Linked DNA regions of Homo sapiens: region 2 is linked to region 1. A link is an interaction called in ENCODE POLR2A ChIA-PET data of the cell type or tissue named here. Cell type or tissue: Panc1. All regions are shown on one strand. Each heading gives the region's core, and the rest is flanking DNA. Links, peaks and the distances in the headings are about the cores only.

Region 1 (5,358 bases), core at 292-5,291:
ACTCTAGGTGTGGGGAGAGGACTGTTATATTTCAATTCTCTAGGATATGACCTTTGCATATTTTCATGACCTGTTTAGTGTCATGAAAATATCCTTCTTTAGCAGGCTCTCCACATACAAAGTTCATTTCTTACCAAGTCAGAAATTGATGAGGGTCCACTAACATATATTGTTGGTATTACCAACTATAAAGGACTGCCTGTCCCTGTTTAAGGAGAGAATTTTTAGAGCCAGGGTATTGTCAGCAGAACATAACTCTTAGGGGTTTCTCTGCTAGGTTCTATTTATGCCAGAGTACTTTTTTCCCACTTGGAGCATAGTTTTGTAAATTTAGTTACTTCCTGTTGGCATGTACTCAGCTTGCTTGGGGCTGGAAGAACTAAGTACTTATGCCTGTGGCTTTTGTATATCAAAACCTCGCATGATTTGTTGTGTAATTTCCATTTATGGCTCAGTGACACCCATTGCCAGGTTCTGCCCTTGGCCTGTCAGCAGCATACTGTGCTGTGCACAACCCTGCAGTAGGCTTTGTGGGTGGCTGTAGAAGTCCCTGCCCTCAAAGACTCCTTCATGTGTAGGGGAGACTGGTGAAGATGACTGGCAGACTTGGGCAGATCTGTTCCACACTTTGTGTCCAAGCCCTAAGGACCAATAGCAGCGCTACAGTTGGGAATGTTTTTTGCAGCCCCTTCTCCATTTTGTCACTGTTTCCCATGCCTCCTCACAGTTGTCACTGTCATGATGTGGCCCCTTGCTGTGTACCACCGACTGTGGGATCGAGCATATGTGCGGCTGAAGCCAGCTCTGCAGCGGCTAGACTTCAGTGTCCGTGGCTACATGATGTCCAAGCAGAGAGAGAGACAATGTAAGTGTCATGGTGTCATTCTTTCCACTTACGCAATTTGGGGCGAAAAGGAGAAGCCCATAGGTCTGACATACTGGGTGGGTCCTCAAAAGTGGAAGTCGGGGGTAGTTGGTGGGGGTGAGGATTGATAGGTAAAAATGATATTCTGTTCTAGGGAAACCTGTGCAGGCTTGCCAGTTTTTATCATTTGTAATCCTAGGCTCCCGTTTTAAACCTATCTGATAAAAGCTCTTTCAAGTTGAATAAAAGCTAGACAGTGAAGATAAATTCCTAGTATTTGTGGTTTGTTTTTTTTTTTTTTTTTTTTTTGAGACAGGGTCTCATTCTGTTTCCCAGGCTGGAGTGCAGTGGCATGATCATGGCTCACTGCACCCTTGACCTCCCAGGCTCAAGTGATCCTTCTACTCAGCCCCGCCAAACCCTTCAGTAGCTGGGACTACAGGCATGTGTCACCACATCTATCTGATTTTTAAATTTTTTTGTAGAGATGGGGTCTCATGTTGCCCAGGCTGATCCTGAACTCCTGGGCTCAAGCGATCCTCCTGCCTTGGCGTTCCAAAGTGTTGGGATTACAGGTGTGAGCCACCGTGCTGAGCCCAGAGCAGATCCTTTCAACTCCTAAGCCTGGTCTCTTCACTAGTAAAAGCTGCCTCCCAAAGGTGATTAAAAACTGCTGCCTCAGAGGTTGTAAGTGTACTAGCCTGAGATCCATGCAACACAATGATGGTAGTACAAACTTTTCCCTCCCTTGTGTGGTCTTGTCAGGTTTTGTGTTTTATGGAGGCCTGGCCTTCAAAGAGCCCTGCACTTGGTCACCAAGGCCCAAGTCCCCTTGGGGCAGCCAGTTGAATAATACCAGTCCTCAAAAGTCTGATTTAACAAGGTGTGCATCTCCTTTTGCCCTCTCTTTGATCATGTCCACTTAACACCTTGACATTAGGTCTGCCTTTAGCCATCCAGAGAGTTGTTGACAAAGCCTGGTATTTGATCATCTGACCAGAATAGAAATGTGTGCCAGGCCGGGCGCAGTGGCTCACACTTGTAATCCCAGCACTTTTGGAGGCTGAGGTGGGCGGATCACCTTAGGTCAGGAGTTCGAGACCAGCTTGACCAATATGATGAAACCCCGTCTCTACTAAAAATACAAATATTAGCCAGGTGTGATGGTGAGCACCTGTAATCTCAGCTACTCAGGAGGCTGAGACAGGAGTATTGCTTGAATCCAAGAGGCAGAGGTTGCAGTGAGCCGAGATCGCGCCATTGCACTCCAGCCTGGGCAACAAGAACAAAACTCCATCTCAAAAGAAAAAAGAAATATGTAGGGTCTGGTGGAGAGGATGTTGGAAGCTGAGATATTTTCTCCAGTGTTTTCAACTCACCTTGCATTTAGGCTCAGCAGCTCAGCCTTCTGTTATTATTATGTAGGCTTAGAGCCAGATTCAGAGAGGCTCTTTGTTTTGTGTTCTGATTTTATGTCTTTAAAGTCCAAAGGGGATTTTACGCTGGGAGAAGGTATCAAGCAAGACTTTGTGCTCTTCCCACAGTACGCCGCAGAGCTCTCCACCCAGAACGAGCCATGGACAACCACAGTGACAGCGAAGAGGAGCTTGCTGCCTTCTGTCCTCAGGTATCTTGAGTGTGGGAGCTGCTTCACTGTCCAGTTTTCTTTAGCTACCTTTTAACCATCCGACAGCTCACATTTAGGCCATAACCAGGTTTGAGGCCTTAGACTCCCCTTGTTCCCAAGACAAGGAGAGAAGTGAGACTTTGTTCCTAGATCTCAATTTTTTTCTTTATCATATCATTCCTGTAATCAACCTAGGTCTCAATTAGAGCCTGATGCCCAGCACCGCTCTTCCGTATCTCTTTTTACCCTACCATTATGGAAGAACTTCTGGAGCTAGTATGATCATCTTTTAAACAGCCCAGTTCACCCTTGGGTCTGTGCAGTATGTGTATCCTCCTACCACTTTGAAAAATTATCTCTGGATCAATTATTTGCCTTAAAGTAAGTGGGTAATTGACTCCCCCAAGACTGCTTTTCTTCCTGTGCTTAAGAGGTTATGAATGAGTGTTTTCTTTGGGAGAGCAGCCTAAAAGGGGTCAAGATTTTTTTTGTTGTTGTTACTTTCACATGTATTGATTAAAAAAAAAATAAAGGGGAGAGGGAGTTTTCAACGGGAAGTTACCATCTATCCCTGGTTACATTGATTTGATGGCCTTCGGATAACTAATGCTAGCTGATTAGTAAAGCTGTACCTGGTGACTACACCTGGTTCCTGATGGCATTATCTCACATTTGTTGGTCTTTTCCTAAGCTGGACGATTCTACTGTTGCCAGGGAATTGGCCATCACAGACTCTGAGCACTCAGACGCTGAAGTCTCCTGTACAGACAATGGCACATTCAATCTTTCAAGGGGCCAAACACCTCTAACGGAAGGCTCTGAAGGTGAGGGGAGCCTTTGACCTCAGTTGATAATGGCTCTGACTGTTGCCTCTTAGCTTCCCTGAACAGAGGGGATACTGGTGCTTGCCCCTCTCCTGTTTTCTGAGCTATGGATCAGGCGGCAGAGCAGCCTGAGTGCTGTGGCTACAGCCAGGATGGCACTGCTGCCCTTCTTGAAGACTTTAGTCCCTTAGTAGCCTCAGGCACTAGCCTCACAGGGGACATAGAAGAGAGGGGGAATTGTGTAGAGATCACAGCCACCTATAAGTGGAGGGGAAAGGTATACCAGTCCCATGGGTTTATTTCGCCCTGAGAAAGCCAGGGTGGGAAAAATCTGGTCATGTGGGGCTGGGGCACAGGAGGGCCAGGTAGGTGCCATGACTCAGACACTTCTGTATTCCACCAGACCTAGATGGTCACAGTGATCCAGAGGAATCCTTTGCCAGAGACCTTCCAGACTTCCCTTCCATTAATATGGATCCTGCTGGCCTGGATGATGAGGACGACACTAGCATTGGCATGCCCAGCTTGATGTACCGTTCTCCGCCAGGGGCTGAGGAGCCCCAGGCCCCACCTGCCAGCCGGGACGAGGCTGCGCTGCCGGAGCTCCTGCTTGGTGCTCTTCCTGTAGGATCCAACCTCACCAGCAACCTTGCCAGCCTGGTCTCCCAGGGTATGATTCAGCTGGCCTTGTCAGGGGCCTCCCAACCAGGCCCTTCTGGAGCACCTGCCCAGAGAGCAACGAGAGGCTTCCTCCGGTCCCCCAGTTCAGACCTGGACACTGATGCTGAGGGGGATGACTTTGAACTTCTGGACCAGTCGGAGCTGAGTCAGCTGGACCCTGCCAGTTCTAGGAGCCACTGAGGCAGAGACTCCTTTTGGGAGTCACTGTGGTTTAGGTTTTTTTCTCCCCATCCCACTTAAGGTGATGGGGCAAGGGAAGAACTCAGCTCCCCTCCCCTGAATTATATTTGTATGCTGGGTGGCCTGGCTGATGCTCAGAGGCCTCCTTAGAGAGGACACTCACTCCCCTCCCACCAGCTGGATGCCCATTTCTGAGCTCAGTCACTGAAGTGAGAGTGTGCTCCCCCAAGGGAGGCTTCTCTCCATCAGGATGGTACTTTGGGGGAACAAAATAGTCAGGGATATTGGTTCCCCTTTGAGGAGGTGCTGCTGTTTGCTTTTAGGTATGAGTGCTCAGGGGCCCTCACTGAAAGAGCCCATGCCTGCCTTCCTCCTTTCATCGCCTCTCTAGAGCCCCCAAAGTCAGGCAGCAGCTGGAGTAGTTACATTGTCATCATCTTTTTTTTTGAGACAGTTTCGCTCTGTTGCCCAGGCTGGAGTGCAGTGGTGTGATCTTGGCTTTCTGCAACGTCTGCCTTCCAGGTTGAAGAGGTTCTCCTGCCTCAGCCTCCTTAGTAGTGGGATTACAGGTGCCCGCTACTATGCCCGGCTAATTTTTCTTTTGGTATTTTTAGTAGAAATGGGGTTTCACCATGTTGGCCAGGCTGGTCTCAAACTCCTGACCTCAAGTGAGCTGACTGCCTTGGCCTCCCAGAGTGCTGGGATTAGTCGTCATCTTTTGTTAAACCAGGATTTGATTTTTTTCTTTTCTTTTCTTTTCTTTTTTTTTTTTTTGAGACAGAGTCTCTCTCTGTTGCCCAGGCTGGAGTGCAGTGGCACAATCTCGGCTCACTGCAGCCTCCGCCTGCCGGGTCAAGCGATTCTCCTACCTCAGCCTCCTCAGTAGCTGAGATTACAGGCATGCACCACCATGCCCGGCTAATTTTTTTGTGTTTTTAGTAGAGATGGGGTTTCACCGTGCTGGCCAGGCTGGTCTAGAACTCCTGACTGCAAATGATCAGCCCGCCTCAGCCACCCAAAGTGTTGGGATTACAGGTGTGAGCCACTGTGCCCAGCGTGATTTTTTTTTTTTTTTAAAGCAAACTTGTCCTTTGGTTTTGCAGAACAGGCCTGCTCCCTCTCATCTAGCCCATCATTTCTTGGGGCCTGAACCCCAGTGGTCCAAAGTATTGCTTGTGAAA
Region 2 (5,367 bases), core at 149-5,148, 300 kb after region 1:
CCCATCCCCTCCAACAAGGAACCCGCTGAAGGGGAGGGGAAGGTGCTCTGCAGAGGCAGGTGCCCTCCCCGTCTTCCTCTCCCCTCGCCCCACCGGAGCTTCCCTAGTGAGGGGGACGGCCAGAAACTGAAAGAGAAACTTGACGGCGGGAGGCCCACAGGCCCCCTGGAGAGGGCTGCAAGGATCCCCCAGCCCACCTCGGGCCCGGTTTCTGGGAAGGGGAGATATTCCAACCCGAAGTTAGGCCAGCGCCACGACGGCTCCCACTCGACGGCTAGGGCTTTTCGGGCACGTGGCTGGGGCTGTTCAGGAGACAGGGCTGAGGACTTGGGCGCTCCCCTCTTCGGCTGCTCCCCCATCTGTGCACTAGTGCCTCCCCGGGTCCAGCCCGACAGGTGCTCCCTCTCCGAGGCGTGCCAGGACGGCGCCCTCCCTGGCCTCTGCCTTTCATCCCCGACCCCTGTCCCCACGTCCCCCCGTCCCTCGTCTGCGCTGGGCCAACTCCCTCGCAGTGCCGGGGACTGATCCCCGCGCTGCGCCCGGCCGTCGAGCTCCGGGTGCCGGAGGTGCCGGGGCGGCAGTAGAGTGTCCCCTCTCGGCGCGCCGCCGAGGACGCGCCACCGGGTCACCCACCTGGTGGGGCCGCACCGTCCGGCAGCCGGGCCGGCTCTGCGCCCCGCGGCTCTCGCTCCCGGCCGGGGTTCCTGGCGGCGGCGGCAGCGGCGGCTGTTACTACAGGAAGGAGCGGAGAGCAGCGATTTCCTCCTCAAAGGTCAGCTGCCTGCGATAGACCATACACAGCGCGCGAGCCCGCGCCAGCAGCCCTCCCAGCCCCGCTTGCTCCCTCCCTGCCTCGCCCTCAGTCGCCGGCTCCCCTGCAAGTGCGCAACAGCGGCGGCCGTTCCCGGCGGGCGGCGCCGGGCGTGGGGGCTGCCCCGACGGCGGGGTCCCCCGGGAGTCCCAGCAGGCCCTCGGCGGCGGCTCCCAGGGAGCGTCCCGGAACCGGGGCGGGTCAGAATAGCCGGGGGAATGTGGTTGTCGGGCGTTGCCGGGAAATCCCGGGCTCTGGAAATCCCAAACCTGGGCCTCAGTTTTCTCATCCGCAAAAAGGGAGGAGGGAAAAGTGGACCAATTGGCGACGCCTTCCAGCTCTGGCGCGTGTCATCTTTTGAGCCCCTAGATTAAAAAATAAATGTGTGGGGTGTGTGTGTGCACGCGCGTGTGTGCGCATGTGTGTCTTGGGGGCCACAGGTTTTGTGACCTCAGAGACAAAACTGTAGAGAGGGGAAGAACTGGGGATTCTAGTGAAGCCAAGATCACCCCCACCACCGCAGCACCTCCCTCCTTCTTTTACTCCGGCCATCTAAACTCAACCCTGACGGAGGAACTGGAAAGAATCTTGGCAGTCATGTGTTTCAGCCCTCCCCCTCTCCACAATTTTGCAGGTAAGAAATGGAAGTCCTGAGAGGGAAAGGGGCTTGCCCGGGGCCACCCAGGGCCACACAGTAGGCACGTGGCCTCACCAGCCGACTGTGATCCATAAACTAGCCAGCGCCCCCGTTCACCCAGCCTAGTTACTTATGAGGCTGGTTCTACCTTCAGAAAAGTCCAGGGAGGGACCGTCTTGAGTCCTCCTAACTTCGAAACTCTCTACAGGCCTTGCCACAGCAGTGAATATCCTGTCTAGAGCCTCAGTCCCCCTCTCCAAGAGGCCCCTTCCCACGAGGCCCAAGGGGTTTGGTAAGGTCGGGCTGGACGCCTTCCATCCCCTTTGCCCAGCTTCCCTCTCCTCTGGGCCTCCCCTCTGCCTGGCAGCGGGTTGGCAGCACCAGAGGAGGGGCCAGCCCAGCTGCCCACTCACAGCACAGCTGGGCCAAGACTGCATGTTCTGTTGGGGGGGGTGCATTCTCATCTGCCTCCCTCCCCAGCTGCTTCTCAGAGCTGCCCTTTTCTCTCCATTTCCACTCTCCTTTCTTGCCCCTTACTACCTCTCCCAGTTTCATTCTTTTAACTTCAGAGGAAAAAAAAAAAAAGAACTTCAAAGCTGCAGAAGCCAAAATGTCTGCGTTCTCCCCACCTTCTCTGTGTGGTCACAGTGTCTTAGTTGGCAGGATCACGAGGAAAGGAATTGAAAACTCTAAGGGGGTGCATGGAGGATGTAGGGAAGCCTTGCTTCCCAGATGCTCTGCAGGGGGCCCCAGGGAGGAGGAAGTATAGTCCCTCTCCTCTCCTTTCCCACTCTGAGCAATGGATTTGGCAGGGGAGGGTCAGACACAGAGCTAGGGGGTCAACTGGAATGAAAGCCAAGTGCCACAGCTGGAAGTGACCATAAAGATGATTTTACAAGTGGAAAAACAAAGGCCAGAGAGGGGAAGTGACTTTGCCACCGTCATGCAGCCTGTCGGTGGCTGGATACAAACCCATTGCCACATTTGGGTGGGTCCCACTTGGCACCTGTGCCCTCCAGCAGTTCCCTTCAGGCAGGTGTGGAAGTCAGTTGATGGGAGCAGATTCCTCAGGTTTTCAAGTCCTCTCACCCAGGTCTGGAGGGCAGAGGGCCACCCTTGCCATGCACTGACATCTGGGCACCTGATGGGGTGGGGGTGCCTGCTTAAGAGAGGGGGTCCTGCCTGCTCTCTTCCAGGCAGCCACCTCTCTAGACTTCTCCTCCAGGGCCTGCAGAGGCCTGTTGCTCCAGCAGGCAGCCCCACCCACCAAACATCTGTCTTGGTTGGGCCGGGCTTGGCTTTAGTGTGGGTAGTCCTAGGTCCTAAAAAGCTAGCATTGAGGTGCCAGAGTACAGAATGGGAAGGATGGGCCTAAAAGGGTGTGTGGCTGTGTTTTCAGAGCCCTCCCGTGCCTCCCACCCTGACCCTGTGCCCAGTGGCTGTGCCCTTGGTTGACCATCCCTCATTTGGTCTCTGACTGTAAGGCCCCGAATATCTGTGTCTTTCATTGCACATTTCCCCTTCTGGGTTTTTTTTTTTTTTTTTTTTTTGAGATGGAGTTTCGCTCTCGTTGCCCAGACTGGAGTGCAATGGCGCGATCTTGGCTCACAGCAACCTCCACCTCCAAGGTTCAAGCGATTCTCCTACCTCAGCCTCCCGAGTAGCTGGGATTACAGGCATGTGCCACCACTCCTGGCTAATTTTGTATTTCTAATTTTGTATTTTTAGTAGAGGCGGTGTTTCTCCATGTTGGTCAGGCTGGTCTCGAACTCCCGACCTCAGGTGATCCACCCGCCTCGGCCTCCCAAAGTGCTGGAATTACAGGCATCAGCTACCATGCCCGGCCCCCACTCTGGCTTTTATTCTCTCTGTGTCTCTCCCTTGTCTCCTTAGGTCTCCATCTGGTTCTCTGATTCTGTCTGGGTTTCTCTCCATTTCTTCAGGCCTGTTCTCCCTTTGAGATGCAGTGGGGAGGAGGAGGAGCTATGGAACTTTCCCAGGATGGGCAAAGGGCACCCAAGGGAGTAGAGGGAAGGGTGTCAGAGTTGGGTTGGGAAGAGGTGACTGTAGTCGTGGCTCCAGATAACACAACTACCCAGAAATGTCAAATTTGGGGTTTCTTTTTGCTTTCAGTCCCCTTGTTTGTCCCCTTGTGTGGGTGATTTCCCACCACAAAGTGCCCTGGTGATTTTGGGGAACCAGGCTGTGGAGGAGAAAACTGAGGCCACGGGATGGGGGTTCAGGAAGATCAGAAACTGTCAAGGGTCTGACTGAGCTGCGGTCCGAGGCTGGCCTCCTTGCCCCTAACTGCTCTTCACCCCCAAATCCAAGTCACAGTATTAGATGGGGAGTGAGGAAGGATTTTAGAAATCTTACAGAAATATATTCCCCAGGCTAGGTGCAGTGGCTCACGCCTGTAATCCCAGCACTCTGGGAGGCTGAGGTGGGAGGATCACTTGAGGCCAGGAGTTTGAGACCAGTCTGACCAACATGGTGAAACCTCGTGTCTACTAAAAATACAAAACAATTAGCTGGGCGTGGTGTCACGCACCTGTAATCCCAGCTACTCGGGAGGCTGAGGCACAAGAATCTCTTGAACACAGGAGGCGGAGGTTGCAGTGAGCCGAGATCATACCACTGCACTCCAGCCTGGGCAACAGAGTCAGACTCTGTCTCAAAAAAAAAGAAAAGAAAAAAAAAAAAGCAATATATTCTCCAAAAGAAGACCTCCTATATTTTATTAGGAATAATAATAGTCTGCAGCCTAGGCTTCAGTTGGCACACTATATTCGTATCCTGAACTACATCAAGGCACATTTGTGTACAGACATGGTTGTGCTCTTCAACTCAACGGATCCTTTCAATAACCTTGAAGGCAGTCAGGGCCAGAATCACACCCTTTGATTAGTCCATGAAAGAAACCTGCCCAAAGCTGTCTGGCCAGTAAGTGCACAGATGGCACCAGGATCCAAGTTGCCGGGCCTTGTGGGCAGGGTCTCAGTATAACCTTTCTAAGCTTCCCCAAGCCCAGCACACACCGGCGGAGTGAAGAGGCCTCCCTGGGCTGGGCTAGCCCACCATTTTTCTGCGGTGCGGAGCATGGCATCTCCATTCTCGCCCAGCCTACACCCCTGCTCTATTGAATGGGACAGTGTGCTCTGTGCACACTTACATGAAGGTGGGTTTGAGTTTATGGATTAAGAGAATTATCCCAAAGGGCCGGGCATGGTGGCTCACGCCTGTAGTCCCAGCACTTTGGGAGGCTGAGGCGGGTGCATCACCTGAGGTCAGGAGTTCGAGATCAGCCTGGCCAATATGGTGAAACCCCGTCTCTACTAAAAATCCAAAAATTAGCTGGGCGTGGTGGTGCACACCTGTAGTCCCAGCTACTCAGTACGCTGAGGCAGGATAATCACTTGAACCAGGGAGGTGGAGGTTGCAGTTAGCTGAGATCACGCCGTTGCACTCCAGCCTGGGCAACAAAAGCGAAACTCCGTCACAAAAAGAAAAAAAAAAAAAGAGGGAGAGAGAAAGAATTATCCCAGGTCCCCTTTCTGCCTTGCCCTTGACGATCAGGTCTGCCCATGCCCCTACCCTGGGGAGAACAGATTGAGGTCACCTTGACTTGACCTTCCTTGGGGGGTGGAGGGAGGTGGTACAGAGATGCCTTTGTTTCCTGTGCTCCAAGTCCCTTCTTCAAGGAGAGTTCCTGTTACATGGGAGCCAGAGGGGAGGTGGGGTAGGGGTGAAGGGCCTTCCCAAGAAAGCTGGAGGCTTTCTAGGAAGTATCTTTTCACCCTGCGGCAAAGGGGAGAAGCCCTGGAGCACTTAAACATCCTGTTTCACCCCCACCTTGCCTCTGCTTGGACAGCCTACCTGCACTCCAGCCCCCACCGGAGAAGGCTTCTAGAAGTGGGGC

What was found. ChIA-PET counts read pairs that join two places held together with the same protein. Peaks named below come from ENCODE experiments on the same cell type or tissue, not always from the same donor. Only the 100,000 strongest peaks of a DNase experiment are listed, where the experiment ranks them.
Region 2: POLR2A ChIA-PET joins it to region 1 with 13 read pairs; 2 of 35 experiments call an interaction of 5 or more read pairs at or near these places.

What each region holds. Positions count from the first base shown.
Region 1 is chr17:42,580,632-42,585,989 of GRCh38, reverse strand. It overlaps RETREG3 (reticulophagy regulator family member 3), which reads left to right. Exons shown (of 9, transcript NM_178126.4): 6 at 728-865; 7 at 2,410-2,492; 8 at 3,184-3,316; 9 at 3,720-5,358. The coding sequence ends at 4,177. Among named protein-coding and RNA genes, the nearest start is that of PSMC3IP, 5.6 kb to the right of the region's middle. In Panc1, for the core only: no CTCF peak of the experiment used is centred there; no DNase peak of the experiment used is centred there.
Region 2 is chr17:42,283,865-42,289,231 of GRCh38, reverse strand. It overlaps STAT5A (signal transducer and activator of transcription 5A), which reads right to left and starts at 734. Exons shown (of 19, transcript NM_001288718.2): 1 at 634-734. It also overlaps a transcript of STAT5B not described here. RefSeq lists silencers at 381-1,060, 1,081-1,160 and enhancers at 1,177-1,677, 1,961-2,020. In Panc1, for the core only: no CTCF peak of the experiment used is centred there; no DNase peak of the experiment used is centred there; H3K4me3 peaks cover 2,023 bases; H3K27ac peaks cover 3,648 bases.